Regions from separate parts of the Homo sapiens genome. Here region 2 is linked to region 1. A link is a loop called in an ENCODE intact Hi-C map of the cell type or tissue named here. Cell type or tissue: PC-3. All regions are shown on one strand. Links, peaks and the distances in the headings refer to the core of each region. The heading gives the core; the rest is flanking DNA. Region 1 has its middle 40 kb from the start of ZNF117. Region 2 holds the start of LOC124901660 (a long non-coding RNA gene).

Region 1 (16,605 bases), core at 3,756-11,755:
GCCTCGGCTCCAACGTTGGGTCGAGACCCAGCTCGGTGCACAGAAAGCCAAGGTCAACCAGAGCATTTCCCGCAGCTGGGCGAGCCCTCCTCAGCCTGCGGCCAGTTCCTCCCACCAGCTTCAAGCTGCCACCGCCCCTTTCATCAGAGGGACGCACAGGAAGATGCAGGGGCACAGAGACACCCACCGTGGAAGAGTCCAGGGGAATGAGGAGGAGCGGGGCCTGGCAGCCTTAGGCCCAGGGCATCGCGGCGCCCCTCACACCTGAGCAGAGATCAGCGACTGCCACCTCGGGGAGGACAGAAGGGCCCAGAGTCCTCCAGCCAGCCTCCCTCTCCACCAGAAGAGAGAACTGTTTCCTTAAAAGAAGCACAGAGGGCCGGGCGCGGTGGCTCACGCCTGTAATCCCAGCACTTTGGGAGGCCGAGGCGGGCAGATCGCTAGGTCAGGAGTTCGAGACCAGCCTGACCAATATGGTGAAACCCTGTCTCTACTAAAAATACAAAAATAAATAAATAAATAGCACGGAGGCTGCGCGGTGGCTCATGCCTGTAATCCCAGCACTCTGGGAGGCCGAGGCGGGTGGATCATGCGGTCAGGAGTTCGAGACCAGTCTGGCCAAGATGGTGAAATCCCGTCTCTACTAATAATACAAAAGTTAGCCAGACATGGTGGGCGCCTGTAATCCCCGCTACTCGGGAGGGTGAGGCAGAGAATTGCTTAAACCCGGGAGACAAAGCAGAGATAGCACCGCTGCACTCCAGCCTGGATGACAGAGCGAGACTCTGTCTTAAAAAAACAAAAAACAAAAAAAAACAAAAACAAAACCAGCACAGAGTAGAACTTGCGGATCTGACCCGGTCAGGTTTTCATTTTTTTTTCTTTTTTTTGCCTTTTCCTCTAAATTATGCTTGCCTTCAGTCAGATTTCATGTTTCATACTCATGTGGCAATTTAAATGTAATTATAATGGTCACAAATTTAGGAACTAAGAGTTTTAATTTACCCAAGAGTGCTACTTTAACATTAAACTTTCAATAGTGCTTTCTGAATCCTATGGTTTATTACCTTCTATTTGAATCTATTAATTAACTATAGTAACTAATAATAATAAAGTCTTGATCTGCGTAGCTTGACCGCTTACAAGGTCGTGTATTTATTCATTTAACTGAAAAGTGTGTGTTAGCAGACACGATGTGCCATCCTTTTTGCTAGGCTTAGGAAATAAAATGAAGAAAAAATATTGGTCTCTACTCTCATGAAACTTTCAGTCTGGCTACATAAAACCCTCACACACTCCTGAGAAGTGGATACCTCCGAAGTCTCCTATTAACCTCCTATTCCAATGTAACCACTATCTGAATTTTGTGTTATCATTTACTTTATGCAATTTTATCTATAAACAATATACATTTGCGTGTTGCCTGTTTTGGGGGTTTATATAAAGTCTACCATAAGTTTTCATCTGTGATTTGCTTTTTTTTTATAATTGTACTTTTCTATTTTTCCATGTTGTCTAGAAACATAGCACATTTTCATAAAGAGGGAAGGGGGACATCTCAAGGTCTCCTGGCAGTGCAGCGAAGGCTGGTGAATTATCATTAAAAAGGCTGAGATTATCATTAAAGAAAAATCTCTGAATTGTGACACTGCACTCCAGCCTGGGTGACAGAGTGAGACTCCATCCCCCCGCCCCCCCGAAAAAGAAACATTTGAAGCACATTTTTAACACCAAATAGCAACAGGATTATCAGGTTCAGGATTCTGAAAGAAGGGGTGTAGATCACTTTATTTCATTTTTTCATTTTTCTTTGCTTTTTCTTTTTTTGAGACGGACTCTTGCTCTGTCACCCAGACTGGAGTGCAATGGCATGACCTCTCCTCACTGCAACCTCTGCCTCCCGGGTTCAAGCTATTCTCATGTCTCAGCCTCCTGAGTAACTGGGATTACAGGTGCTCGCCACTATGCCTGCCTGATTTTTGTATATTTAGTAGAGACCAGGCTTTGCCATGTTAGTCAGGTTGGTCTCGAACTCCTGACCTCAGGTGATCCACCCACCTCAGCCTCCTAAAGTGTTGGGATTACAGATGTGAGCCACTGCACCCAGGGCCACAAAGGTGTGGACACCTAGGAGCCAGGGTCATTTTCTGAGGACAATGAGTCATTGAAAGGCACAAGTAGGTGAGGGATGGATTGGGCTGCTGGTTTGAAAGCGCAACATGGAGCTTCCTATGGCACAGGCAGCTTGGGGGCAGAGAGGCCAGTGAGAGGCAGGAGCAGCAGCCCAGGCTGTCACCAAGGAGGGGACAATGTGGTAAAAATGGAGAAATGCACATGGGTCTGAAAGGTTTAGATAAATGTGGATTTCAGCACCTCCTCTCCCACACCCCACTTATCAGCTGTGAACATGGGGCAAGGCACTCCTTTCTGTGTCTTTATGACTTAGCTGAGGTGACCACTAAGTAGGAAAAGTGCCTGGCTGGTGACACATAATAAGTAGCTGCAAGTGGTAGCTTTCTTCCCTACCCACTTGAAGCAGAAATTGGTGACCAGTTTTTCTCTCTGAGTCGTCCAGCTGGCACCAGAGAAATTCTGAGGCTGCTTCTTCAGACAGGGCCACCAGGATGTCTGGGCAGCATGGCAAATCTGATCCTTAGATCAGTTTGGAAAAGGTGGGGAAGACAGAGCCAGAAAAACTGGGCCAGATGCCTGGATTCCAATCATACCCAGGCCCTGCCCCCTCTGGTTCTGGCTGTGCTGTGCCTGTCTGGGTCCTGAGTCAAGTGACACCTGGTCCCTGCCCTCTGCCCTCAGGAAGGTCCCCATAGACCAGGGAAAACTCACAAATACAGCCATTGGGTAATGCCAGAGAATATGCATGCCAACTCCTAAGGCTGATGAGTTACTAAACACCAATAGCTACGGTGGGAAAGAGATGTCATTGTCACCATCTTAAAGATAAGGAAACAGAAGCTTAGAGAGCAATGTGCCCAGAGTCGTTCAGCCTAGGAGTGACTGAGGCAGGACAGAAGTCATAACTTGTCCAGCTGCAAGGCTTGAGTTTCCAGTCTAGCCCAGAAGATATCACCCTGCCCAGGTTGGGCTGCAACCTCACTCACCTTTGGGACAATAGGCTCTATCTGGAAGAGAAGGCTCTATTTTGAGCAATGAGGAGCCCATGCCAAGCACAGCCACCTGCCCCTGCAGAAATGAGTGGGGCTGGAAGCTTCATGGATTCTAGTTTTTAATGAATATCTCCCCTGAGCCCACACAAGCTTGTGACTGTTGGTCCCAAGGCATATTGTCCAACCTCCAAATGGAGCAGAGCAATGGTGAAGGAAGCCTGTCTGGTCAGCTCAGCCACTTCTGAGCTCTATAGCTTTGCACAGGCCTTTGCTCCTCACTGTGCCTAAGTTTCCTGCCATAAAACGGGGACATTGATACAAACCACACACACAATGAGGATGAAAAGAGATAATGGGTAAAATGACCTCACCTGCCAGGGAGTCCATGCTCAGAGAACTCTCATGCTCTTGGGTGGAATATTTCCTCAGAGACATAGAGCTTGGAGGTCAGGGACACGGGCCCTGCCACTGACCTGCTCTGTGACTCTGAGACAGTGGCTTCCACTCTCTGAGTTCAGATCCACACTGAACAGGCTGCTCTGACCTGTGCCCCTGGGCTGGGAAGGGAATTCTTCCTCCCCAGCTTGTCAGGGAACCCTTGGCCATGGCTGAGGGCAATCTGGCCCCAGTGCCCTGGCTTAATGGAACAGCAGGAAAAGGCAAACACAAAACCCAGACAGCAGCTGATCACGGAATCTGCTCTCCTTGACCCACAAGGATTTGTTGTGATCCAGCCAGCCTGTGACTCTGTCCACATGCTGCTCCTCTGCAGGGATGCTGCTGTTCACTCTTACTCTACTGAGACACACAGATGTCCTTGAATGAAATAATTCTCTCTCTCTGTCTCTCACACACACACAAACACACACACACACACACACACCCTAACTCTTCCTCCAGGCTCGCAAGTCAGCTGTCCAGAAAAACTGCCTTCAGCGGCCCCTTAGCCTGTGAGCTGCCCTCATTCCCCTTCACAGCCCTGAGTGAGGATGCGCAGCCTCCTTGGGCAGGAGGAGGCAGCTTCTGGGAGGTTGGGTCTCACAGCTCCAGTGCCCCCTGCTGGGCCTCTAGCCGGCTCAGGCAGTGACCCTGGGTAGGGAGCACCTCAGTGCTGCTCATAATTGCAGAGGATGGCCTCACCAGTCAGGGGGTCCTGGAGGGCCTGGGGGGGCTTGGTCTCTGACTGCCAGCAAAAGACGCTGGTCACATCTAGGCAGCAGGAGGCAAACACTGAGTCAGCTGACTTGCCTGACTTTAACCCTCAGGTTTTTTAAAAAAATTAAAATACAGGTGCAGGGGCTTGGGCTCGGGACTCCTGGACCCACGTGGGGCTGAGCGTGGATGGTGTTTGGTGTCCGGCTTCACTCCCAAACCGCACCCGGAGGGTTTGCGGGGCGGAGGGGCCTCAGGGCGACGGTTCCAGAACAGACCCAGGCTGCTCCGGTCAGCAGCAGCCCCGCCGCTCTCCCACCTAGCGGGGACCCCCAGCCCCGCCAGCCGCATCGCTCTGTCCCTCTCATGTCAGGCAAGCCAGTTCCGGACCGCGTGGCACCAGGAGCCGCCAGGAGCCGGGGCGACCCAGAGGTCTCCAGCGACCTGGCGTCCGGCGAGGACACAGCCCCCAGGAGGGGTTAGACCACGGGAGCCGGAGCCCGAGTCCCAGGGCCGCCGAGCCAGTTTAGAGTGGTCTCCAGGCCCTAGTGGGAAGGGGCTCCGCGCTTCTGGGCGTCCACAGGAGCTGCATGGCCCTGCCCGCTGACGCCCGGTCGGGACGCTCCACACCCTGTGTGGGGGCGGAGGGGACGCGGTGGGTGCGGCCTGGGCGCGGGTGGGCTAGAGCCTGGAGACCGCCGGGAGCCCGACTTCCTGGCGCTTTGCCCTTTGGGGAGCGGAGCCAAGGAACAGCGCCAACCTCTCTCCACAAGCCAGGGACCCTACGACCCACCGCCGCAGGTGAGCTCCGCCCGGGCGCCCCCTCCCCCACCACGCCTGGATCCCTGCCGGGCTCCCCGAGCCGAGACTGTGCCTTCTGCAACAGGGCTGTGCTCCAGGTGGGAGAAACATCCTTTGCTCCCTGCTTTGGGGTCCCTGGGCTCCTTGTAGGGTCTAGTAATGGTAAAACTTCTTACTCTGGCTGGAAAGGTAAAATTTTTCAGATCCCCTATGCTTCAGCTCAAAAAGCAGAGCTTATAGCTGTAATTGAGGTATTGGCTGCTTTTACTATGCCTATTAATGTGATTTCTGATTCTTCATACGTGGTTCATTCCACACAATTAATTGAAAATGCTCAGTTACGATTTCATACAGATGAACAACTGATGACTTTATTTACCCAATTGCAAATAGCAGTTAGGAGTAGAATGCACCCTTTTTATATCACTCACATTAGGGCTCATTCACCTCTTCCAGGACCTTTAACTGGAGGGAATCAAATGGCTGATCGCCTAGTTGCTACTGCAATATCTAATGCTAGACACTTTCACAATTTAACCCATGTTAATGCCTCTGGTCTCAAACGCAGATACAGCATTACCTGGAAAGAAGCTAAAGCTATTACCGAGTGATGCCCAATTTGCCAAATGGTGCATTCCTCATCTTTTACAGGAGGAGTTAATTCTCAAGGATTGGAACCTAATTCTCTTTAGCAAATGGATGTCACACATGTTCCCTCGTTTGGGAGTCTAGCTTATGTACATGTATGTGTGGACACCTTTTCCCACTTTGGGCTACATGCCAATCAGGAGAGTCTTCTGCCTGTGTTGAATGTCACCTTTTGCAATGTTTTGAGGTGATGGGCATTCCAGCCTCTATTAAAACAGATAATGCCCCAGGCTGTACTAGCCAAGCTCTAGCTACATTTTTCTCTATGTGGAATATTAAACACATTGCTGGTATCCCATATAATTCTCAAGGACAAGCCATAGTAGAAAGAATGAATCTGTCCCTGAAACAGCAGTAGCAAAAACAAAGGGGGCGGGGGGAAACAGGGACTATGGGACACTGCATATACAATTGAATCTAGCATTATTGACTTTAAATTTTTTGAGCCTGCCTAAGGGCCAGATGCTATCAGCAGCTGAACAGCATCTACAGAAACCAGCTGCAAAGACAGAAGCAGAACAACTGGTTTGGTGGAGAGATCTGATAACAAAAAGTTGGGAAATAGGTAAAATAATAACTTGGGGTAGAGATTATGCTTGTGTTTCTCCAGGCCAGAACCAGCAGCTGATTTAGATACCATCAAGACACCTAAAACCTTATCATGAGCCAGATGCTGTGGAAGAGATTCTGGGAGAATCCTGAGGACCCCCCAGTTGCAGCCATGTCAAGACTGATGCTGAGGAGGACCCCAACTGTCACGAGCAACACCCGTCGAACACAGCCACCTACTTGGGGAAAGATCAAGAAGCTGTCACAGATGGTGGAAGAAAACCTGAGGAAAGCGGGACAACCAGTCACAATGAGTAATTTAATGATAGCTATGAGAGCGGTGATCACCATTGCTGTGAGTATTCCTTCAGCAAGCGCTGACACAGAGAACAATTATACTTATTGGGCATATCTATCAATCTTGGCTGGCAATAATGCCTGGATGTAATCACTCTATGACCCAGTTACACATGCTTTCTGATCTCAGTATTTGCCATAATGAATCTGCTCCTATAATTAAGGCATACCACCCTCAAAAACCTATTTGTAAACAGAATTGAACCTGGCCAGAAAAAATGAATGTACTTGTTTGGGAAGATTGCATTGCAGAACAGGCAGAGGTGCTGCGCAATGATTCCTATGGAATCATTATTGATCGGTCTCCTAAGGGGATGTTTAGCTTGAATTGTACCTCTGAGTATGTGTGCCATGGCCACACTATGTTCAGCTGGTCAGAAGAAAACAGTCAGATGGTAGAAATGGTAAGAAGTATGGCAAGAGTTCTTATTATCTGGAAACATGGCGGTATAGTGGCACCTCAACCTCAAATGATATGACCCGCCGTAGGAGATTAACAAAAGGATTTGTGGAAACTATTAATGGCTCTTAATAAGATCAAAATTTGGGAACGAATAAAAAACCATCTAGAAGGACACTATACAAACTGGTTTTTGGATATTGCAAAGTTAAAAGAACAAATATTTAAAGCATCCCAGGCACATCTGACCTTAATACCAGGAACTGGAGTGCTTGAAGGAGCTGCAGACGGATTAGCAGCCAGTAACCCATTAAAATGGATGAAAACACTTGGAAGCTCTGTGATTTCAATGATGATTGTGTTATTAATCTGTGTTGTTTGTCTTTGTGTAGTCTGCAGATGCAGATCCTGACTCCTGCGAGAAGTAGCTCACCGTGATAAAGCTGCCTTTGCTTTTATTGCCCTGCAAAAACAAGAAGGGGGATATGCTGGGGAATAGGCCCCCAAATCTGGACATAAACTGGCCCCAAAACTGGCCATAAACAAAATCTCTGCAGCGCTGTGACATGTTCATGGTGGCCATAACGCCCATGCTGGAAGGCTGTGGTTTACCGGAATGAGAGCGAGGAACACCTGGCCTATCCAGGGCGGAAAACCACTTATAGGTATTCCTAAACCACAAACAACCTATGCCTTAAGGACATGTTCCTGCTGCAGATAACTAGCCAGAGCCCATCCCTTTGTTTCGGCCCATCCTTTTGTTTCCTGTAAGGAGTGCTTTTAGTTAATCTATAATCTATAGAAACAATACTTATCACTGGCTTGCTGTCAATAAATATGTGGGTAAATCTCTGCTCATGGCTCTCAGCTCTGAAGGCTGTGAGTCCCCTGATTTCCCACTCCACATGCTATATTTCTGTGTGTGTGTCTTTAATTCCTCTAGTGCTGCTGGGTTAGGGTCTCCACGACCGAGCTGGGCTTGGCAAACGTAACTCTTTCTGGGTACTTCCTGTTGGAAAGGAGTGCTGTGGGCCGGGCGCGGTGGCTCACGACTGTAATTTCAGCACTTTAGGAGGCCAAGGTGGGTGGATAATGAGGTCAGGAGTTCAAGACCAGCCAACATGGTGAAACCCAATCTCTACTAAAAATACAAAAATTAGCTAGGCGTGATGGCATCTGCCTGTATTCCCAGCTACGCAGGAAGCTCAGGCAGAAGAATTGCTTGAACCTGGGAGGCAGAAGTTGCAGTGAGCTGAGATCATGCCATTGCACTCCAGCCTGTGTGACAGAGCAAGACTCCATCTCAAAAAACAAAAAAAGAGAGAAAAAATGAAAAGAAAGAAAAGGAGTGCTGTGGCAGGGGGACAGCAGTTGGGGCTCCTTCTGAGGTTGATCTAAGGGTTCTCAAAAGAATGGTGTGTCCATGTGTGGCTCTGTTCATAGCACCATTTAAGGTTTAATTGTTTCTAGGTGAAAAGAGAGAAATTTTTCAAGAAGGCTTGAAATATAGGGTTAGAATATGAGTATTTAGCTTACCATTGTTAGTAGAGATCCTATAGACCATAACTGTGACAGCAGAGTTTGTTAGCTGTTAGCTACACCAATGGATTGTAATACCAGTTTGCCTCCACTAGATGTTGCTGTACATTGCCAGAAATGTTAATATGAAAGTAACATTTGTTTTGAGAAAACATACATTTCCCCCATGACTTGCCATTAGGGAATACTATTAGGTTTAGGCCATCTTTTATAACTTACAATATCATTGGGAGAATACGTTATTGGGTGGCTAAAATAACTTTAGTGTTGATCTTAGCAATTTCTTTCCTTTAATTATTAAATTCTTTCATGACAGGCCCTCTTACAAGATTCTTAAAATTTCTGACTTGTCCTAAACATCCTTCCTTTAAACAGCCAGTCATTTCCTTTCAGGACAAGAATTTACCATACAAGATATTTTCTTATATAAAATCTTTTTATAACCTTCTTTCCATAGCTTAGAGTGCACCATAGTACTAATCTTTAATACAAAGTCCTATCAAACTTAACGATAGTAAAACTTCCATGCTTACTTCCTATCCATAACTCTTACTCCTGCTATAAGCAAAACAAACTTGACTAAATCTTTTCTGCAACTGCTAATCCTTTTACAAAGATAATAATTAGGCAAATTGTTTCAGCAATTAGAATTTTACAACCAGAATTCCACATTGTGGGTGCCACAGTGTACAGTTCTATTGCAAATAATAGCGTGAATATAACAATTCCTGCAAAAGTGGTGTAGTAAATAGTTTCTGTTTAAAACTTTACTTGCCAAGCTATAACATTCTCCTTTGGGAATTTATGAAGTTACAAATGCAATTCTATGTATAATTGAAATTTCTGGCAAATATGCATTAAAAAGAAGGTCTAATATTTGGCGGTGAATTTTGAGAGGAAATGTAGAATTTTTTTAAAGTATCTGGTGAGGTAGATGGGATTGAGTAAGATGAGTAGCTCTCACTCAGTTACTTATCTTTTACGATTTTCAGGTTAAGATCTTCTATTTCTCCACACTGATATTCAGGACATTCCTCTGGGCTGTCAGAGGTTGCTCCCTCAGCTCTTCAGGCTTTGACTTGAGTGTGATGCATTCAGAATTTGATACCTGTAACTTTTACTGCCAAGGGGCTTGAAAGAAAATCAGTGTAGGGCTCTTCCCAGTTTGAGTTTAGGAAAGGAGAGAGTTTTCACTAATGCCAAATCTCGAGTTAAACAAAGGTGTTCCTATTTCCTGGGGTTGGGCTTCTGCCAGTTGTGTCAATTCCTGTTGGAAGTGAGCTAGAGAGGTTACATGCTTAACCAACTTAGAGGTTTTCTGCCTGAAAAGAATCTCTGAACACAATGATAAGATTTATCCTTTCCTAAGTGAAAAACTTGTTGAAGGATTTTAAGGACTTTCCATTGGCTTGAGGCTGGCAAATGGAGTTTGCCATCCTCTGTCCTCTGACTGTAGCCATCCTGAGAGATGAAAATATACCCTCAAGAAGCAGCCCATTCTATTTCCACAGAGAAATACTGAGGTTTATTTTCTCTTATGGAGCCTTCCTATATTCGAAGGGCTTGAAGTGTGTTAATTCTTTGAGGCTTCCTCACCTTTGACTTAGCTGTCTGATCAGATAACCTGTTTCCTTTGGCTACTTCATCTGTTCTCTTTTGATGTTCCTTACAATGTGTCCCTGCCATTTTTCATGGAAGGAAAACTGAGGATAATAACCAGTTAATTTCTGGTGATATTTTATAGGAGAAGCATTAGTGGTAAGATTTCTTTCTGCTTTTTATTATAAGTTGTATTTCATACAGGTATTCAATTTATATCACCCTCCTTCATTATTTTAATATAAAGCCTTCTCCACTTTATATCAGTGGAAAACAGGCCACCTGGTGCCAGGAAAGCACATGGATTGCCATTTTAATGATGATGATGAAAAGCACTTGTTTGGGTGGTACTCACGTGCCAAACACTGTTATTTGGCTCAAAGTACCAGTTTTTTATTCTTCTCTAAATGTAGTGATAAAATAAAATAAAATTCTTAGTTAAGAAGACTTTATCTCATTCAAGTATGTATTATGAAATTTTGTTGACACTTAAGTGTCTCTGACTTACCTAGAATATTGAAATTTTTCATGAATTCAATTTGAACACTGTAAAGAAACTTTTTTTTACTAAAAGCCTTTGTGAGGCAGAATAAGATTTATGAAATGTCTTTATAATATGGAAAAATGTGTTAATGATGTTTGTAGTAATCCCTCTGAACACAGCATTCTCAATTCCCGGTATTCACCCTGAGTTACTCAGGGGAAATTGGTATCTCTGTAAACAGGCAGAAGAAAGTGCAGAGTGAAGGTGCACAACATAGCACAGAAATGTTTTCCACATGCACCTATTAGGGTCTTAATGTAATGGACTGTTATTTGCGTGGCTACATACTTACTGAATCTAGTCATGCTATTTTCTGGCAGCTAAAGGCATCTGTTACCCATTAATTTTATATAATTATTTTCTTGGTGGAAAAATAAATCCTTTTTAAATTTACTGTAAATTAAGAGATTAGATTTGTAATCTTCAATTTTTTAATGTTAAAGCAAATCAGAGAAAAGCCATGTGTGTATATTGTATGCATTTTCCTACCTATCGAAATTCTTGTACTGCCCTGAAATATCAAGGACTTAATAACGGAGCAAATCCTAAATCTGGTCTTTGCTTCTTGTTAGTAATCTGTCCATTTCAAAAATCATGGCAATTATGCTAAGCCATTGAAAAGATGTGGTTTTGACTAATTTTATCTGATTTTAAATGTTTTGTTACTTTTATTATGTTAATCTAAGAGCAAATATCCACATAACTGTTCATGCTTTCAAGAAATACTCATATTATGGACAGATGCAGTGGCTCATATCTGTAATCCCAGCACTTTGGGAGGCTGAGGTGGGTGGATTACTTGAGGTCAGGAGTTCGAGACAAGCCTGGCAAACATGATGAAACCTCATCTCTACTAAAAATACAAAAATTAACCAGGTGTGGTGGTGCATGCCTGTAGTCCCAGCTACTCTGGAGGCTGAGGGAGGAGAAGGGCTTGAATCTGGGAAGTTGAGGTTGCAGTGAGCTGAGATCACACCACTGCACTTCAGTCTGGGTGATGGAGTGAGACTCTGTCTCCAAAAAAAAAAAAAAGAAATATATATGTTGGATTACAGTATAGTAGAATCCTCTAAAATTAGCAGAAGTTCATTATTAAATTTATTGTTTTCAAAATTTTTCAATTGTGAAAATGAAAAATTAGGTATGCTTTTTCATGATAATTTTAATTCTAGGAGGGTACCTAGGATAATGTAAAACAGGGTCATCAGAATGGTGCAGACATGCTGATTTAATTAGAATGAGTTCAGCCTTTTTGGTAGACTATTGGTATCCCAGAGGCTGACCATTCACTACAGCTTACTAAATGTTGCCTCATAAGGCTGATACAAGAGTGCTTGGGTGGCTCACGCCTGTAATCCCAGCACTTTGGGAGGCCGAGGCGGGTGGATCATGAGGTCAGGAGATCGAGACCATCCTGGCTAACAAGGTGAAACCCCGTCTCTACTAAAAATACAAAAAATTAGCCGGGCGCGGTGGCGGGCGCCTGTAGTCCCAGCTACTCGGGAGGCTGAGGCAGGAGAATGGCGTGAACCCGGGAAGCGGAGCTTGCAGTGAGCCGAGATTGCGCCACTGCAGTCCGCAGTCCGGCCTGGGCGACAGAGCGAGACTCCGTCTCAAAAAAAAAAAAAAAAAAAAAGTGCTTGGGAAGGGAAGAGCATGGTCCGTTTAAATAATATGGAAGTGGGGAAGGGAACTGCTGGGTAGAGGAGGGCGCTGTCACTGGCCAGGGCTCCACCCCCACGGACCTAAGTGAGGACAGGCACTTCTGCCCTTGTGCCCAAATGTATTTTCCAGGACCACCCTGGCCCACCATGCCCCCATCCTGGGCCTATAAAAACCCGGGACTCTAGCAAGGCAGAGACACAAGTGACCAGATGTGGAGAGGAGCACATCGGTAGAGGAAGATGCAAGTGGCTGGTCCTCAAGAGGACGTCGAGAGGAGCACGCTGGCAGAAGAGCACACCCGCAGGCACCAGCACACCAGCAGGCTATCAACTGGTAGGACTAGGCTGAGTTTGGTCCGGGCAGTCGGAGGAGAGCCAGGGCCACCAAGCGGCCCAACTCCAGGGAAAGAACATCTCCCTTCTGCCTCCCCCATTGGCTGAGAGCTATGCCACTCAATAAAACTTTACACTCATTCTCCAAGCCCACGTGTGATCCGATTATTCTGGTACACCAAGGCAAGAAACCACAGGATACAGAAATCCCCCTGTCCTGGTGATAAGGAAGGGGGTCTAATTGAGCTGGTTAATACGAGCTGCCTATAGACGGCAAACTAAGAGAGCGCCCTGTAACACATGCCCACTGGGGCTTCAGGAACTGTAAACATTTACCCCTAGACACTGCCGTGGGGTCGGTCTGCCTATCTGTATGCTTCCCTAGTGCAGTGGAGCACCAAAGAAGTGAACCACACCCGCATCACACACTTTGTGAGGGGAACAAGGGAACCTTTCCCGTTTCAATGCCAGTGGGCTCTTTCTTTTCTTTTTTTTTTTTTTTTTTTTTTGAGGCGGAGTTTCGCTCTGTCGCCCAGGCTGGAGTGCAGTGGCGCGATCTCGACTCACTGCAAGCTCCGCCTCCCGGGTTCACGCCATTCTCCTGCCTCAGCCTCCCGTGTAGCTGGGACTACAGGCGCGCGCCACCATGCCCGGCTAATTTTTGTATTTTTAGTAGAGACGGGGTTTCACCGTGTTAGCCAGGATGGTCTCGATCTCCTGACCTCGTGATCCGCCCGTCTCGGCCTCCCAAAGTGCTGGGATTACAGGCGTGAGCCACCGCGCCCGGCCGCCAGTGGGCTCTTTCAACCAGACTGCCTTTTTCCTCTCATTGATGTGGTTGTGTTGTGGTCTCCTCTGTTTATCTTAAGCTATCTCAGATAAGGTGATTATTTATTGCATGACTAAGACCCCCCTTTTTTTCCTCTGCAATGGGATTCTCCTTGTCCTCCCTACTGGAAGCAACATGTGGGAGGCAGAAATGATGACAATATACAAATATATTTCCTGCCATGTGTCCTCCATAAGCAGCTTACAGCATGGCCCATGTAGAAGTCACTTATTTCCAGGCCAGCTGGGATGTTTTTCTATCATGTATCCCTTTCTCTTAAAAGCGCCTCTGATTCACTTTAGCCCAATCAGGATAATCTCCCTTTTGATGAACACAAAAGCAACACATTAACAATCTGATTTTATGAATGATTTTCCAACACAGTCACACATTCTTTTGCAATCAAGGAAAAAGGATTCCACAGCAGGTGTGCAACAGACTGGCAATCCTGGGGAATATCTTAAAATTTTGCCTACCCACCTGAATAGACCTTTAAAATCATCTTTTAGTTGCTTTTGTTAGCAAAGCAAAGATATCTGCAAATAATAATTAACTACTTTCCAATTTTATTCATTAAAATATTAACTAACATTTTTTCTGGCTTATTTCTTATGTACCATTTGATACATTCACAAACACGCAGAACAATGAAAATGTATCTAATTATTCAATTTTTGTTAATTTTTATTAAAAGTGAGTGTTAATTATTTCCTTTCTGGTTAAAGAGGGTTTTTATTGTTGTACTCAGAAGTGCTATCTCTGGAGACATATTTGCCTGTGTTTTAATATTCTACTATTATGAGCAAGTCATTTCTACCCATAGCTCTGGTTCTTTCTCTGCAAAATAAGGATAAGTGTAATGCCTATGTTATCCAGTTACTGTGAGAATTAAATTTATTAACACATAAGTAGTATTATGGTTAGTGCTCAGTACAAATTAGCTATTAAGATATGTGTATACTGAATTATATTAACATGTTCTTTAACACAGAAATATCCTTCCATGAGTTTTTCAATCAATAAATATATTTAATTTTTTTTTTTTTTGAGATGGAGTTTCACTCTTGTTGCCCAGGCTAGAGTGCAATGGCACCATCTCGGCTCACTGCAACCTCCACCTCCTGGGTTCAAGCAATTCTCCTGCCTCAGCCTCCCAAGTCACTGGGGTTACGGGCACCTGCCACCACACCCAGCTAATTTTTGTTATTTTTAGTAGATAGGGTTTCACCATGTTGGCCATACTGGTCTCGAACTCCTGACCTCAGGCGATGCACCCCCCTCGGCCTCCCAAAGTGCTGGGATTACAGGTATGAGCCACCACACCTGGCCTTTTAAATTCATTTTTTAAAAAAAATATTGGATACACAATGGAATATTGTTCAGCCTTTAAAAAGGGGTAAATCCTATCATTTGAAACAATATAGATGAATTTAGAAGACATTATGCTAGATGGAATAACTGTGGCACAGAAAGACAAATACTGCAAGAATAAAGTTTAACTCAAAAAAGTAGAAAGTGGAATAATCTTTACCAGAGGCTGGGTGTGGTGGGAAGAAAACAGAGAGTTGTTGATCAAAGAATGCAAAGTTTCACATAGACAGGGTAAATATGTTTTGATATCTATTGCAAAGCAGGGTGACTACAATAAACAATAATTACTGTATATTTTAAAATAACTAAGAGTAAATTTCAAGTGTCTCACCACAAAAATGATAGGTGAGTTCATGTGTTATTTAACTCAACATAATCATATTATGTACATATACTCAAACTTCACATTGTACCTCATAATGTATATAACTCTTATTTGCCAATAAAAATATTAATAGTTTTTAAAAAAAGGATAGTATCATAAACATTCGACTACTATTACAGCCCCGGACTGACTAGAATAAACATGAGTTACAAATCACTGATGTGGCCACCTTGTTTTCAGGCTTAATATTGATCATGATCTAACAGAATCAACAAATAAGAGCTAATAAATTTCCTGTACACTTGTTATGTGCTGGGCAAACTTTGGGTACCCTTATTTGTACTAATTGCTTTAATTTTACCAAAACCCTAGGATTTAGGCAGTATGATCCTCACTGTACGGATGAAGAGTCAAGCACAGAGAGGTCAAGAAACTGTATTCATATCGTACAGCCCATAAATGGCAGAACTGGAATGCAATCAGGAACCACCTGATTCTAAGTTTCAATCTTAACCATATGCCCAACACCCTCTCATCCAATTATTATTCCTGATCTAACATTTTGGCTTTTAATTTTCTAATTTAGTAGAAATAAAGAGGAATTTTAAAATCAGTTTTTTGACAAAAATAGCAGACAGGAGGCAGAAATAGATTGCAGCTCCCACTCAGAGCAGTGTGTGGAAACTCGCATCATGAACTTTTGCTTCAGAACTACTGCAGGAATGAACCAGGAAAGCTGAGAGAACCCACAGACTTTCTGAAGGAAGCAAATTTCTCCTGCAGGATCTCAGAGACAGCCCAAATACTATGAGTGCCCAAGATGTGAAAGTGGGAAAAAGGAATCATCTGCTCTCATACACACACCCTCACTTGGGAACCTGAAAGTCTAGATCATGGGATAAGGACCTGACCTTACCTCGAGCTGAGTCAATTTAGAGAGATGAGCTAAATACAGAGGTAGAGGAAGCAGAAGAAGCCCTGTGGGCTCTCTGGGTCTTCAGGAAAGCTTTTAAAGACTTGTTTCAAAGGGGTCCTTGGAGAGGGCTGTCAAGGGAAGTGGGAAAAGACCACAGGGAGAAGGAAACTTCCAGCTGAACTTTCTAACAATTCTAACCAAACATGAATTCACCTGGCCAGAATTTGCAGGAGGGCATGAATCAGGTGTGCAGACTGCAAAGTCAGCAGGCACAAAAGGCCTGCTCGCTTTTGCAGCTAGGAGGCTGGTAGCCTTGGGCAAGTTCTCAGCCCTGCTCACCCACTGCCTGAAAGAAAACTCGGTGCTCTTGGTGCAGAGCATGGTGGGAGTGAGTCTGGTCTTTCAGGTTGTGTGGGAGCTGGGTGAGGACTGTAACTGCTGGCTTTCCCCACA
Region 2 (16,605 bases), core at 4,593-12,592, 530 kb after region 1:
TTCTTTGTCTCTTTTGACCTTTGTTGGTTTAAAGTCTGTTTTATCAGAAACTAGGATTGCCACCCATGCCTTTTTTTGTTTTCCATTTGCTTGGTAGATCTTCCTCCATCCCTTTATTTTGAGCCTATGTGCGTCTCTGCACGTGAGACAGGTTTCCTAAATACAGCACACTGATGGGTCTTGACTATCCAATTTGCCAGTCTGTGCCTTTTAATTGGAACATTTAGCCCACTTACATTTAAGCTTAGTATTGTTATGTGTGAATTTGATCCTGTCATTATGATGTTAGCTGGTTATTTTGCTCATTAGTTGATGCAGTTTCTTCCTAGCCTTGATGGTCTTTACAATTTGGCATGTTTTTGCAGTGACTGGTACCGGTTGTTCCTTTCCATGTTTAGTGCTTCCTTCAGGTGCTCTTGTAGGGCAGGCCTGGTGGTGACAAAATCTCTTAGCATTTGCTTGTCTGTAAAGTATTTTATTTCTCCTTCACTTATGAAGCTTAGTTTGGCTGGATATGAAATTCTGGGTTGAAAATTCTTTTCTTTAAGAATGTTGAATATTGTACCCTACTCTCTTCTGTCTTGTAGAGTTTCTGCCGAGAGATCAGCTGTTAGTCTGATGAGCTTCCCTTTGTGGGTAACCCGAGCTTTCTCTCTGGCTGCCCTTAACATTTTTTCCTTCATTTCAACTTTGATGAATCTGACAATTATGTGTCTTGGAGTTGCTCTCTCAAGGATTATCTTTGTGGCATTCTCTGTATTTCCTGAATTTGGATATTTGCCTGCCTTGCTAGATTGGGGAAGTTCTCCTGTATAATATCCTGCAGAGTGTTTTCCAACTTGGTTCCATTCTCCCCGTCACTGTCAGGTACACCAATCAGACGTAGATTTGGTCTTTTCATATAGTCCCATTTTTCTTGGAGGTTTTGTTCATTTCTTTTTATTCTTTTTTCTCTAAACTTCTCTTCACGCTTCATTTCATTCCTTTCGTCTTCCATTGCTGATACCCTTACTTCCAGTTGATCGCATCAGCTACTGAGGCTTGTGCATTCATCAAGTAGTTCTCGTGCTGTGATTTTCAGCTCTGTCAGGTCCTTTAAGGACTTCTCTGCATTGATTATTCTAGTTAGCCATTTGTCTAATTTTTTTTCAAGTTTTTCAACTTCTTTGCCATGGGTTCGAACTTCCTCCTTTAGCTCGGAGTAGTTTGATAATCTGAAGCCTTCTTCTCTCAACTTGTCAATGTCATTCTCCATCCAGCTTTATTCTGTTGCTGGTGAGGAGCTGTGTTCCTTTGGAGGAGGAGAGTTGCTCTGATTTTTAGAGTGTCCTGTTTTTCTGCTCTGTTTTCCCCCCATCTGTGTGGTTTTATCTACCTTTGGTCTTTGATGATAGTGACCTACAGATGGGTTTTTGGTGTGGATATCCTTTCTGTGTGTTAGTTTTCCTTCTAACAGTCAGGAACCTCAGCTGCAGGTCTGTTGGATTTTGCTGGAGGTCGCTCCAGACCCTGTTTGCCTGGGTATCAGCAGCGGTGGCTGCAGAACAGTGGATATTGGTGAGCAGCAAATGCTGCTGCCTGATCATTCCTCTGGAAGTTTTGTCTCAGAGGAGTACCCGGCCATGTGAGGTGTCAGTCTGCCCCTACTGGGGTGTCCCTCCCATTTAGGCTACTTGGGGGTCAGGGACCCACTTGAGGAGGCAGTCTGCCCATTCTCAGATCTCAAGCTGTATTCTGGGAGAACCACCGCTCTCTTCAAAGCTGTCAGACAGGGACATTGAAGTCTGCAGAGGTTATTGCTGTCTTTTGTTTGTCTGTGCCCTGCCCCCAGAGGTGGAGTCTACAGAGGCAGGCAGGTGTCCTTGAGCTGTGGTGGGCTCCACCCAGTTCGAGCTTCCTGGCCACTTTGTTTACCTACTCAAGCCTCGGCAATGGCGGGCACCTGTCCCCCAGCCTCGCTGCCACCTTGCCGTTTGATCTCAGACTGCTGTGCTAGCAATGAGCAAGGCTCCATGGGCGTAGGGCCCTCCGAGCCAGTTGCAGGATATAATCTCCTGGTGTGACATTTGTTAAGCCCATTGGAAAAGTGCAATATTAGGGTGGGAGTAACCCGATTTTCCAGGTGTCATCTGTCACCCCTTCTTTGACTAGGAAAGGGAAATCCCTGACCCCTTGCACTTCCCAGGTGACGCGATGCCTTGCCCTGCTTCGGCTCATGCTAGGTTCGCTGCACCCACTGTCCTGCACCCACTGTCCAGCACTCCCCAGTGAAATGAACCCGGTACCTCAGTTGGAAATGTAGAAATCACCCGTCTTCTGTGTCACTCATGCTCTGAAGTTCATGTTTCTAATGGTAACTTCCCTACTAGACTGTGATCGTCTTGAAGATATTATTATTATTTTGTATCCCAGTGTCTAGCACAGTAGAGGATACAAATAATGGGTACTCAATATATATTTATAGACTAAATGAATGAATGAACAGAGTTAGAAATGTATTGCAAACATAATATTTTCATAAAGCCAATATTTAAGTAGTTGATTTATTTTTACCAATGTACTAAGGTTTCTAAAGAAGTAACCAGTTTTTTAAGGTCAAAAAACCATTTGTTTTTTATAGGTAAGTGATAAAGGATATTGGTTTAATTCATTTGGCTCTACCATAACTCTCTGGAAGAAGTAGACTAGTCAAATCTTATAAGATGTGAGTATTTGGTGCTTGCTTATAAGATATTATAATTTCAAGATAAATTAAAGATATATTGTACATGTATATATAAATGCATATGTTTATCTTCGCCTGACATACCTGTGGTATTGTTTGTGAAAATAATGCAACTTGGTGCCAGTTATGGGAACATACACTGAATGTATGTAAGTTTTTCTTCAGTGTTTGGTGTTTCTTACCTAAGACATCAAGTTTCATAAATGTACATTTAAACGGACATAATCCAGGCTGGGCATGGTGGCTCACACCAAGGCAGGTGGATTGCTTGAGCCCAGGAGTTCGAGACCAGCCTGGCCAACATGACAAAACCCCATCTCTACTAAAAATATAAAAATTAGCTGGACATGGTGGTACATGCCTGTAATCCCAGCTACTCAGGAGGCTGAGGAAGGAGAATTGCTTGAATCCCAGAGGCAGAGGTGTGGTGAGGTGAGATTGCTCCACTGCACTCTAGCCTGGGCAACACAGGAAGACTCCATCTCAAAAAAAAAAAAAAAAGACATAATCCAAAGTGGATTTTCAAACATGGAAATTTCATTTGCGTAGGATAAAGGGCCTCATGAAAGTTCTCTTAATTTCTGTCTGCATTAGGCCAAACTTTCAAGTAGTTGCCTAGGTCAACTAATTGAAAGTTGAAGGAAAAGTTCTTCCAAATAGAGGCCTAAGTAGGAAAAAGGATAAAAAAGAAAGGGATGACGTTCATTGGAAAACAAAAATCAGAATTCTATTTGCATACTCTTCTCCTTAATTACGGCTCTGCTGCCTGTCTTCCAAACCCTGCATATCAGTACTTACAGTGTGTATCACGTGACCCTGGGATTCTTCATTGCTCTTTGTCAAATTTTGTTTTGAGTGATTGAAGCTGATGGAAACGTGGTGAAGAGAGGAAGAGTTAGGGTGACAGATATAGGGAGGTGATTAAAAGCCTTCACTTGGTATATATTAGAAAGTTAACTGGCACATGACAGATGCAAAGGATTGGAAAATATTTGAATACAGAAATTTGCATGTGTGCAGAGATAATATAGAAGGGTGTCCCAATTGCACTGGGTTCAGAGAAATACTTTATCTGTACTTGTCACTTAGTATCCACGTTTTTTGAAATACGTAGCTTATTCATGGCCTCTTCCAGACTCTATGCTTACTGAATGCAGGAGCCATGTTTGATTCATCGTGATATCCTCTAGAGTGGTGAGTAGAGTGCCGTGTACAGAGGTTTTAATGGAATTAATTAGTTTGAATGAATGTAAGACTAAACCCCTAAAGACATAGTCTAGAGAACTTGACCACTGTCCAGTGAGATCCTGGGGTGGCATATCGCTGAAGAACATTGATTCTCTGAATGTATCATTGTCTAAACTGATTGGCAGCAAAGAATGAAGAAGGGGTGGTGAATTTGAAGTATATTTATTTATTCTCTGTGGCCCTGGGAGCCTTGTTGCCCCTCTTTTATTTTTTTCATTATTGTTTTTGAGACATGAGTCTCTTTTTTTGAGACAGAGTCTCACTCTGTTGCCCGGGCTGGAGTGTGGTGGCACAATCTCAACTCACTCCAACCTCTGCCTCCCAGGTTCAAGAGATTTTACTGCCTCAGCCTCCTGAGTAGCTGAGATTACAGGCACTCACCACCACACCCAGCTTATTTTTGTATTTTTAGTAGAGATGGCGTTTTGCCATGTTGGCCAGGCTGATCTTGAACTCCTGACCTCAGGTGATCCACCTGCCTCAGCCTCCTCCCAAAGTGCTGGGATTACAGGTGTGAGCCAATTTTGTGCCCTGCGAGTTGCCCCTCTTTTAAAACTGAAGATTGAAGAGGAGGTGACAAGTAAAGAAATATTTTTTAAACTATAACTTTACCTAGTGTGGTGTTTGTATATGTTTTATATATTTACATACATAGATTTTATGTATGTATATAAAGATTTCATTATTTAGACAGCAATAATTAATAAATATTTCTGTTATTTAATATTTGAAAATTAATTGTTACTCTAAACAGTAGGTGGTCTTTCACAATCATACTTTACATTTGTCTCATGAAAGCCTTGTTTTCATATATCTCATGTACACACAAGGAAACCGCTCATAAAGTGTCTGTCACTTCTGACTTCCAGCAACCTGCCTGGTTCCAGCACACATACACACACATATTTGTACACTCATACATACACACATATAATATCCCTACATCTTTATGCCTTTAATAATCTAGAGACTAAGCCTAATTTATGCTTGGGGAGATCTAGTGGGTACAGTTTTCTGCGATTGAAAAAGCCATTTTCAGCAGGATTAGCCTGAGACTGTTGCAGAGCTAATTGTCACTGATCTCATAGAGCTACCACTCTTAAAATCAAGTTCCATCATTTCCCCAAGTACACAGATGTTATCCTTGTTAAGTAGTGACAGTCACCAGTAATGTGAATTTGGCCCACTTTGGAGAACTACTTCTAGCACTGGCAGCTTTACATGTTGAGCACCATAGAAATGAGAATGTGACCCAAGAAGCAGTTTCCAGGTTAGGTTTCATGGAGTGATGGCACTGAGGACCACAGTTATCTGTTTTGGAAAACAGATGGAAATTTGCAGAAAACAAACTCACTAATAATGAATTTTATATGCCATTTCTGCATAAATATTTAAAAGTTTTTAAAATGTATTCTTTACTTCAACCAACATTTATTTAGTGCTGATACTATGCCAGGTACTGAGCTAGGAGCTGATGAACTAGATAAAATCACTGCCAGCAAGGAGCTCCCTGCCTAGTGAGGGATCCAGACAAGGAAAAACATAGATGTCAAGGCTGCACGACTGTGGCCTGCCATAGAGCTGGGCACCATGTGAAGGCCTGAGGGCTCTTGAGCTGTGGAGGAAGTATGCCTAGTTGTCTTAAGAGGGCTGAGTTCAAAGCTGCAGTGAGCTACCATCATACCACTGTACTCTAGCCTGGGTGGCAGAGAGAGACCCTGTCTCAAAAAAAAAAAAAAAGAGGGGGCTATCATGTAAGGCATGTACAAAGGTACAGAGTTAAGAGACAAAATGACACATTTATTGGACTGGAATAGTTGGGATTGCTCTGAGCACAGATGTGGAAGTAGAGGGAAGATGAACTAGAAAAATAGATGGGAAATGCTGAGGAGTTTGGGTTACATCCAAGGATGATGTGGAGTATGGAAAACATTTTAAGAAGGGAAACATTATTCATCTGGAGGATGACTGGAGAATGAGCGGTGGCAGGGAGTTTTAGTAACACAGATGATAGGGCAGGGGACCATAAATAGGAGAATAAAAGCTAAACTTGAGAGAATAGAGGGAGTACAATAGACATGACTTAGTGACTGGATATGAGGACAGAAGGGAGAATCTAGAACTTTTGGTTTTTCTGGGTGGTGGTGCTGTGGCACATAATAAGTGCTTAGTAAATATTTGTTGAACAAATGAGTGTGCTTAAAATATAGGAAGAACATGCTTTGAAGGGCTGAAATAGTCAGTTTGGTTTCAAGCAGGTTGAGTTTGAAAGGTCCTTTGATGGAGGTAGAAAATGTCTGCTATGTAGTTCACGTTGTGTTTTGGATTACGAAAGAGAGGGAAATCAGGGATGGAGATATATACTTGGAAATTATCAGCATATAAATGGTAATTGAAGCCCTGGGAACAGATGAGATCACTGGGAAAGAGTGTATATATTCTTCTGGAATTAAGGAGAAGCACATAGTTGGGACTCATCAGCATATAGGCTTAAGTTGGAAGTCATGAGTGTGGATGATATTTTCCAGGCTTTTGCATGTGACATGTATTAAAATGTATTTTGCCAACATCTAATGATTTAAGAAAAAACTGCTAAAGACTTCAAGAACCCTCGTGATTAAGAGAAAGTATGAGTATATGTTGTCATGATCCAAGACTCTGCAAATAAGATAATGTGCTAGCAAATACACACACATGCATGTGCACACGTGCATACACACACATCTGTATGTAGAGGAATATATTAGAATCAAAGAATCAGACTTCTATTATTCTTGATAGTAATAATGGATAATTATGCATGTTATTTAAACTGAAAGTCTGGGTGTGGTGGCTCACATCTATAATCCCAGCACTTTTGAAGGCTAAGGTGGGAGGACTGCTTGAGCCCAAGAGTTCAAGACCATGGAAGCTTGGGCAACATAGTGAAACCCTGACTCTACAAAAAATACAAAAATTAGCCGAGTATGGTGGCTAATGTACCTGTAGTCTCCGCTACTCGGGAGGCTGAGGTTGGAGGATTGCCTGAGCCCAGGAGGCAGAGGTTGCAGTGAGCTGACATCATGCCACTGCACTCCAGCCTGGGTGACAGAGAGATACTCAGCCTCAAAAACAAACAAACAAACAAAAAAACACCTGAAAGTTGTTAGCTATTACTCTTAGCAGTAGGTGGTCTTTCAAAATTGCACATTACATTTGTCTTGTGAAAGCCTTGCCGTCATATATCTCATGTATACACAATGCAACCACTCATAAAGTATCAAAGAATCAGACTTCTGATATAGTATTCTGTAGCTTCTGAGTTCCAGCAACTTTAGTAGTTCCAACATGGTGGCCCCTCTGTCCCTCCTCCAGGGGAGTATTCTCCCAATGTAAAGAATGAAAACTAACAATGTGTAGCTTTTGGAACTCTGGTCTGTATTCTACTTCAGACTTGGCCCTGCTGGCTGGTCTCTGAAACATGTGGCTCCAAGTAAATGCTAGGAATACTTGTGTAATTGAGCTGATCTTTCATAAGTGTCTATGGAGATGTCTTATTTTTTGGTTTGGGGGTTGGGTGTTAGGGTCATCCCGACCAGACTGTTCCCCTCCCTTCCCATGGGTGTTATAATGCAGTCCTTTGTGACCTCTGCACTGCTTCCCCAGGGCTAAAGACAAACACCCCTTCACCGACCCCTCCAGTAATTGTTTGTCCAGGCAGTTACAGGATGTGGTTAACATGTCTGTTGACCTCGCATAACAAAGCTGGCAAAAACATCTCCAGGATGTGGTCAAGACACCTGCACCCTCAGCTCAGCTCCCCCACCCCAACTCAGCCCTCCTGCACACCCAACTCAGCTGCCCCACCCTGACCCAGTTACTCACCTTATAAAGCCCTGTTGTAGTCTGTAAGAGGGGCTGCCTCCTCTGCTTTTGTCAGGAGGTAGCCCGGCAGGACTGACAATAAATCAGCTTGCCTGAACTTGGGTCTGCTGGCCTCACTCCTTTCTCGGCTGTCCTTCCAATTATACCTTATGTCTTGGTGCCGAAACCGGGAAGGTGGTAGAGTTCGGCCTCCTTTTCTCCCTTTATCCTCCCCCTGCTCCTTCCCCTGGCCGAACTCCCCCTTCCAGAACCTGCTAGAGACCCAAGGATCTCATACATCTTTTCCATTGCTGGCGAACACATCCAACACCAGGGACACCTCAGGAGTGAGTAAAGGAGACATACCTTCCGTCCGGAACCCTTGTCCGCTCTTTCCTTCCCAAAAGACCCAGCGCTGGGCCAAAGGTTTCCTCGTCCCAGCCTCCAGGAGACCCTCGATGTCTCCCTATCAGTGATGCCTGTACGGGGGATTATCGTACCTCTCCGACTTAAACTGTGGGACAGGGGACGCCTTCTCCCGCCATCCTTGTCTCTGGCCAAGTCTTCCATCTCTACCCCTCTCTCATTCCACTATGGGAGCCTCCCAGTCCACTCCCTCAAAGGCATCCCCCCATCGGGTGTCTCCTCCGTAACCTTAACACCCTTAACCTCCATTCCAAAATTTGGCCAAAAAGGCTCATCTTTCATTGTAACACAGCCTGACCTCAGTATAAATTGGGCAATGGCTCCCAGTGGTCTAAAAATGGCACATTCGATTTTAACACCCTCAGGGACCTGGACAACGTTTGCCATCGCAATGGAAAGTGGTCTGAAATCCCTTATGTTCAGGCCTTTTTTGCCCTCCGTAGCTGCCCCTCCCTTTGTCAGCCCTGTTCTGGTTTTCAAATCCTCCTTGCCCGCTCCAAGCCAGACTCATCCTCAGCTCCCCTTCCTTCTGACGATTCCTCCTTCTTTAACCCTGCTGACTTTTCCTCTCCCTGACAACACCGTAATCCTCCCCCAAATCATCACAATCCTCCACCATATGCTCCCGCTCCTGCCTTACCTCTTTCCCCTCCTCTCTCCAACCACCCAGATTCTGATTCTAATTCCTCCCCATCTCCACCTCCAGCAGGCCCAGCAGTCGGCCCCCTTACTTCCCCTGCGAGAGCTGGCAGGGGCTAAAGGAATTGTTCACGTCCACATTCCGTTCTCCCTCTCCAACCTTTCCCAAATTAAGAAACGTCTCAGATCCTTTTCCTCCAATCCTGACACTTATATCAAAAAGCTCAAATACCTCACCCCATCTTACAAATTCACTTGGCTTGATCTCCATATTATCCTCTCTTCTACTCTCTTCCCAGGAAAGAAAAACAAAACAAAACAAAGTGTGGCTTGCAGCTCAGTCGCATGCCAACGATCTTCATCGGCAAGACCCTACTAAGCCCCTAGGGGCCGCTGCAGTTCCCCGAGAAGACCTTCCTGGGAGTACCAACCCACATAACCTGGCCAGGCATCTCATAACCATGTGATTACTTGCCTCATCACAGGCCTTAACAAAGCAGCCCATAAGGCCATAATTTTTGAAAAGCTGAAAGAAATCTCCCAAAGAGCAAATGAAAACCCTGCTGAATTTCTTTCCCGCCTTACAGAGGCCCTCCAAAAATATACCCTTGTTGACCCCACCTCCCGGGAAGGAACCATTGTTCTGTTTTTTTTTTAAGATGGAGTCTCGCTCTGTCGCCCAGACTGGAGTGCAGTGACGCGATCTCGGTTTACTGCAAGCTCCGCCTCCTGGATTCATGCCATTCTCCTCTCTCAGCCTCCCGCCTAGCTGGGACTACAGGCACCTGCCGCCATGGCCGGCTAAATATTTTTTGCGTTTTTAGTAGAGAGAGGGTTTCACTGTGTCAACCAGGATGGTCTCGATCTCCTGACCTCGTGATCCGCCCGCCTCGGCCTCCCAAAGTGCTGGGATTACAGGCGTGAGCCACCACTCCTGGCCCTGGAACTATTGTTCTTAATATCCATTTCATCTCTCAGTCTGCTCCTGACATACAAAAGATGGCCCTCAAACCCCTCAACAAGACCTCCTTAACCTGGCCTTTAAGGTCTTCAACAACAGAGATAAGCAAAATAAATTAGATAAAGCCCAACGAGATGGTAATAAATACCAGCTCCTAGCAGCAGCTATTTGTCAGCCTACCCAGGCTGCCCAGGGGCACAAAAGACCTGATAGCAGTGACCCTCCCAGGCCCTGTTTTAATGTGAAAAAGAAGGCCCTTGGGCCCAAGCATGCCCTAACCCACAAGTGCCAAAAACTCCTTGCCCAGCCTGCCAACAAACCGGTCACTGGAAGTCCGATTGTCCTCTTAAGCAGACTAACCGGCCGGTTCCTCAAGGCCCTGGCAAAGCAAAGAGTGAAAAATCATTCACACCCCCACAGCTCCTTGGCCTTGCCACTGAAGACTGATGGAGCCCAGGGACCCTGGCCCCATCTGCCGTCACTGCATTGGAGCCCAGGGTAACTCTGCTAATAGCAGGTAAGCCGATCTCTTTTTTTAATCAATAGCTGGGCCACCTACACGGCTTTACCTGAATTTTTAGGACCCACTTACCCTTCCCAGGCCTCTGTGGTGGGGGTTGATGGACTTGTCTTCTGTCCACGTGCTACTGAATCCCTTACTTGTTCCCTATTTAATACTATTTTTTCACACTCCTTCCTTATCATGCCTCATTGCCCCACCCCCATCCTAGGCCGAGACATTTTAGCCAATTTTGCAGCTTTTATCACCTTTTCCTGTCCCCCTCAACCAGAAGTCCCTCCTGCTTCTCTCTGCTAGTCCGGCATCTGACCCCCTCTCCAGCACCCGCTACCCACCTCTCTCGTTAACCCAGTAGTGTGGGACACCACCACCCCTGCCATAGCTGCTCACCAGGACTGCATCAAAATCCAGTTAAAAGACCCCTCTAAATTTCCCGACGTTCCCCAATATCCCATTTCCCTAACACACCAAAGGGCTTACAACCCACCATAAACAAGCTCTGCTCACACAGTCTTCTTAGACCAACACACTCTCCATATAACAACCCCATCCTCCCTATTAAAAAATCCAACGGCTCATACCAACTCATTCAGGACCCCTGAGCTATCAATCAGGCTGTCCTCCCTGTTCATCCTGTAGTCCCTAACCCCTATACACTTCTCTCTCTCATCCCCTCCAACACAACCCACTACACTGCAATTGACCTGAAAAATGCCTTCTTCACCATTCCCCTACACCCTGATTCCATAAACCTCTTTGTTTCACCCAAACTGACTGCAACACCCTCCAGTCACAACAACTCACGTGGACTGTCCTCCCTCAGGGCTTCAAGGATAGCCCTCATTTCTCCAGGCAAGCCCTAGCCCAAGACCTCGCCTCCTTGGATCTTTCCCCCAGCCACCTTCTTCTATATGTAGAGGAACTCCTCCTCTGTAGCCCCTCCCTAAAAGGCTCCCAAACTCACACTGCAGCCCTTCTCAATTTCCTTGCTAATAAAGGCTGAAGCTCCCAGCCAAATAAAGCTCCTTCCTTCTTTAACATGGTGTCTGAGGAGTTTTGTCTGTGGCTCATCCTGCTACATCATAACTAGTTGGAAAGTACTGCCTTTGCTGCCTTAGATGTGTAGAACCTTTAGTCTTGGCCTTGGCTTAATTTAATGTGACCTCTGCAGCTAAGAACAATAGTTCCAGGGCCAGGAGCGGTGGCTCACGCCTGTAATCATAGCACTTTTGGGAGGCCGAAGTGGGCGGATCATGAGGTCAAGAGATTGAGACCATCCTGGCTAACATGGTGAAATCCTATCTCTACTGAAAATGCATGATCATTTGGCTCTTCTGAGATCTGAGATCATTTGGCTCTTCCCCTAGGGAACTAATGGTTTCCCACTTTTTCTTTTGCTGGCATTCTGGGGTATATCTTACTTGGCCATCTCCAGAAGTCAGAGTGGAACTACTGAAGAGTTTCAAAGAGCTGTGGAAGAACTGTGCTCAGTGTTTAAAACAGTCCTTTCCGTTTTCAGAAACAGGTTTTCTGCTTTGTTTTCAAACTTCAAAATTTATTTCTGAAACAAAGATTTATTTTCCCTGTGGTATTCTGAAGGTTTTATACAACTGTTAATTTCTAAAACCTAAGTCATTTCTTGGTTTTAAAACTTCAGTGCTGGCAGAGTGGAGCCAAGATGGCTGAATAGGAACAGCTCCAGTCTACAGCTCCCAGCATGAACGATGCAGAAGATGGGTGATTTCTGCATTTCCAACTGAGGTACTGGGTTCATCTCACTGGGGAGTGCCGGACAGTGGGTGCAGGACAATGGGTGCAGTGCATCGTGGGTGAGCCAAAGGAGGGCGAGGCATCACTTCACCCAGGAAGCACAAGGGGTCAGGGAATTCCCTTTCCTAGTCAAAGAAAGGGGTGACAGACAGCACCTGGAAAACAGGGTCACTCCCATTCTAATAGTGTGCTTTTCCAACAGGCATAACAAATGGCACACGAGGAGATTATATCCCGCACCTGGCTTGGAAGGTCCTATGCCCACGGAGCCTTGCTCATTGCTAGCACAGCAGTCTGAGATAAAACCACAAGGTGGCAGTGAGACTAGGGGAGGAGTGCCCACCATTGACAAGGTTTGAGTAGGTAAACAAAGTGGTCGGGAAGCTTGAACTGGGTGGAGCCCACCACAGCTCAAGAAGGCCTGCCTGCCTCTGTAGGCTCCACCTCTGGGGGCAGGGCACAGACAAACAAAAGACAGCAATAACCTCTGCAGACTTCAATGTCCCTGTCTGACAGCTTTGAAGAGAGCAGTGGTTCTCCCAGCACGCAGCTTGAGATCTGAGAACGGGCAGACTGCCTCCTCAAGTGGGTCCCTGACCCCTGAGCAGCCTAACTGGGAGGGACACCCCAGTAGGGGCAGACTGACACCTCACATGGCCGGGTACTCCTCCGAGACAAAATTTCCAGAGGAATGATCAGGCAGCAGCATTTGCTGCTCACCAATATCCACTGTTCTGCAGCCACCGCTGCTGACACCCAGGCAAACAGGGTCTGGAGCGACCTCCAGCAAAATCCAACAGACCTGCAGCTGAGGGTCCTGACTGTTAGAAGGAAAACTAACAAACAGAAAGGACATTCACACCAAAAACCCATCTGTTGGTCACCATCATCAAAGACCAAAGGTAGATAAAACCACAAAGATGGGGAAAAAAACAGAGCAGAAAAACTGGACACTCTAAAAATCAGAGCAACTCTCCTCCTCCAAAGGAATGCAGCTCCTCACCAGCAAAGGAACAAAGCTGGATGGAGAATGACTTTGACGAGTTGAGAGAAGGCTTCAGAAGATCAAACTACTCTGAGCTAAAGGAGGAAGTTCAAACCCATGGCAAAGAAGTTGAAAACCTTGAAAAAAAAATAGATGAATGGCTAACTAGAATAACCAATGCAGAGAAGTCCTTAAAGGACCTGATGGAGCTGAAAACCATGGCACGAGAACAATGTGATGAATGCACAAGCCTCAGTAGCCGACGCGATCAACTGGAAGAAAGGGTATCAGTGATTGAAGATCAAATTAATGAAATGAAGTGAGAAGAGAAGTTTAGAGAAAAAAGAATAAAAAGAAATGAACAAAGCCTCCAAGAAATATGGGACTATATGAAAAGACCAAATCTACATCTGACTGGTGTACCTGAAAGTGACAGGGAAAATGGAACCAAGTTGGAAAACACTCTGCAGGATATTATATAGGAGAACTTCCCCAATCTAGCAAGGCAGGCAGACATTCAAATTCAGGAAATACAGAGAATGCCACAAAGATACTCCTCGAGAAGAGCAACTCCAAGACACATAATTGTCAGATTCACCAAAGTTGAAATGAAGGAAAAAATGTTAAGGGCAGCCAGAGAGAAAGGTCGGGTTACCCACAAAAGGAAAGTCAACAGACTAACAGCTGATCTCTCAGCAGAAACTCTACAAGCCAGAAGAGAGTGGGGTACAATATTCAACATTCTTAAAGAAAAGAATTTTCAACCCAGAATTTCATATCCAGCCAAACTAAGCTTCATAAGTGAAGGAGAAATAAAATACTTTACAGACAAGCAAATCCTGAGAGATTTTGTCACCACCAGGCCTGCCCTAAAAGAGCTCCTGAAGGAAGCAGTAAACATGGAAAGGAACAACCAGTACCAGTCACTGCAAAAACATGCCAAATTGTAAAGACCATCAAGGCTAGGAAGAAACTGCATCAACTAATGAGCAAAATAACCAGCTAACATCATAATGACAGGATCAAATTCACACATAACAATACTAAATGTAAATGTAACAAGCTTAAATGTAAATGGGCTAAATGCTCCAATTAACAGGCACAGACTGCCAAATTGGATAAAGAGTCAAGACCCTTCAGTGTGCTGTATTCAGGAGACCCATCTCACATGCAGAGACGCACATAGGCTCAAAATAAAGGGATGGAGGAAGATCTACCAAGCAAATGGAAAACAAAAAAAGGCATGGGTGGCAATCCTAGTCTCTGATAAAACAGACTTCAAACCAGCAAAGATCAAAAGAGACAAAGAAGGCCATTACACAATGGTAAAGGGATCAATTCAACAAGAAGAACTAACTATCCTAAATGTACATGCACCCAATACAGGAGCACCCAGATTCATGAAGCAAGTCCTTAGTGACCTACAAAGAGACTTAGACTCCCACACAATAATAATGGGAGACTTTAACACCCCACTGTCAACATTAGACAGATCAACAAGACAGAAAGTTAACAAGAATATACAGGAATTGAACTCAGCTCTCCACCAAGCAGACCTAATAGACATCTACAGAACTCTCCACCCCAAATCAGCAGAATATACATTTTTTTCAGTGCCACACCACACCTATTCCAAAATTGACCACATAGTTGGAAGCAAAGCGCTCCTCAGCAAATGTAAAAGAATAGAAATTACAGCAAACTGTCTTTCAGACCACAGTGCAATCAAACTAGAACTCAGGATTAAGAAACACACTCAAAACCGCTCAACTACATGGAAACTGAATAACATGCTCCTGAATGACTACTGGGTACATAATGAAATGAAGGCAGAAATAAAGATATTCTTGGAAACCAACGTGAACAAAGACACAACATACCAGAATCTCTGGGACACATTCAAAGTAGTGTGTAGAGGGAAATTTATAGCACTAAATGCCCCCACAAGAGAAAGCAGGAAAGATCTAAAATTGACACCCTAACATCACAATTAAAAGTGCTAGAGAAGCAAGAGCAAACACATTCAAAAGCTAGCAGAAGGCAAGAAATAACTAAGATCAGAGCAGAACTGAAGGAAATAGAGACACAAAAAACCCTTCAAAACATCAATGAATCCAGGAGGTGGATTTTTGAAAAGATAAACAAAACTGATAGATCTCTAACAAGACTAATAAAGAAGAAAAGAGAGAAGAATCAAATAGACGTAATAAAAAACGACAAAGGGGATATCACCACCAATCCGACAGAAATACACACTACCATCAGAAAATACTATAAACACCTCTACGCAAATAAACTAGAAAATCTAGAATAAATGGATAAATTCCTTGACACATACGCCCTCCCAAGACTAAACCAGGAAGAAGTTGAATCTCTGAATAGACCAATAACAGGCTCTGAAATTGAGGCAATGATTCACAGCTTACCAACCAAAAAATGTCCAGGACCAGATGGATTCACAGCTGAATTCTACCAGAGATACAAGGAGGAGCTGGTACCATTCCTTCTGAAACTATTCCAATCAATAGAAAAAGGGAATCCTCCCTAACTCATTTTATGAGGCCAGCATCATCCTGATACCAAAGTCTGGCAGAGACACAACAAAAAAAGGGAATTTTAGACCAATATCCCTGATGAACATTGATGCAAAAATCCTCAATAAAATACTGGCAAACCGAATCCAGCAATACATCAAAAAGCTTATCCACCATGATCAAGTGGGCTTCATCCCTGGGATGCAAGGCTGGCTCAACATATGAAAATCAATAAACGTAATCCAGCATATAAACAGAACCAAAGACAAAAACCACATGATTGTCTCAATAGATGCAGAAAAGGCCTTTGACAAATTCAACGACACTTCATGCTAAAAACTCTCAATAAATCAAGTATTGATGGGACATATCTCAAAATAATAAGAGCTATGTATGACAAACCCACAGCCAATATCATACTGAATGGACAAAAACTGGAAGCATTGCCTTTGAAAACTGGCACAAGACAGGGATGCCCTCTCTCACCACTGCTATTCAACACAGTGTTGGAAGTTCTGGCCAGGGCAATCCAGCAGGAGAAGGAAATAAAGGGCATTCAATTAGGAAAAGAGGAAGTCAAATTGTCCCTGTTTGCAGATGACATGATTGTATATCTAGAAAACCCCATTGTCTCAGCCCAAAATCTTAAGCTGATAAGGAACTTCAGCAAAGTCTCAGGATACAAAATCCATGTGCAAAAATCACAAGCATTCTTATACACCAATAACAGACAAACAGAGAGCCAAATCATGAGTGAATTCCCATTCACAATTGCTTCAAAGAGAATACAATACCCAGGAATCCAACTTACAAGGGATGTGAAGGACCTCTTCAAGGAGAACTACAAACCACTGCTCAATGAAATAAAAGAGGATACAAACAAATGGAAGAACATTCCATGCTCATGGGTAGGAAGAATCAATATCGTGAAAATGGCCATACTGCCCAAGGTAA

The links. Peaks named below come from ENCODE experiments on the same cell type or tissue, not always from the same donor. Only the 100,000 strongest peaks of a DNase experiment are listed, where the experiment ranks them.
Region 2: a loop joins it to region 1, with 2.4 times the contacts of the local background. A loop is called at or near these places in 4 of 110 quality-filtered maps.

What each region holds. Positions count from the first base shown.
Region 1 is chr7:64,942,780-64,959,384 of GRCh38, forward strand. It overlaps the pseudogene MTDHP1. Among named protein-coding and RNA genes, the nearest start is that of ZNF117, 40 kb to the right of the region's middle. In PC-3, for the core only: CTCF peaks have their summits at 4,190 (motif pointing left) and 8,660 (motif pointing right); a DNase peak (open chromatin) is centred at 8,662; H3K4me3 peaks cover 991 bases; H3K27me3 peaks cover 1,153 bases.
Region 2 is chr7:65,468,253-65,484,857 of GRCh38, forward strand. It overlaps LOC124901660 (a long non-coding RNA gene), which reads left to right and starts at 7,832. Exons shown (of 3, transcript XR_007060365.1): 1 at 7,832-8,163; 2 at 9,181-10,359; 3 at 12,020-12,123. In PC-3, for the core only: a CTCF peak has its summit at 9,279; a DNase peak (open chromatin) is centred at 7,739; H3K27ac peaks cover 400 bases.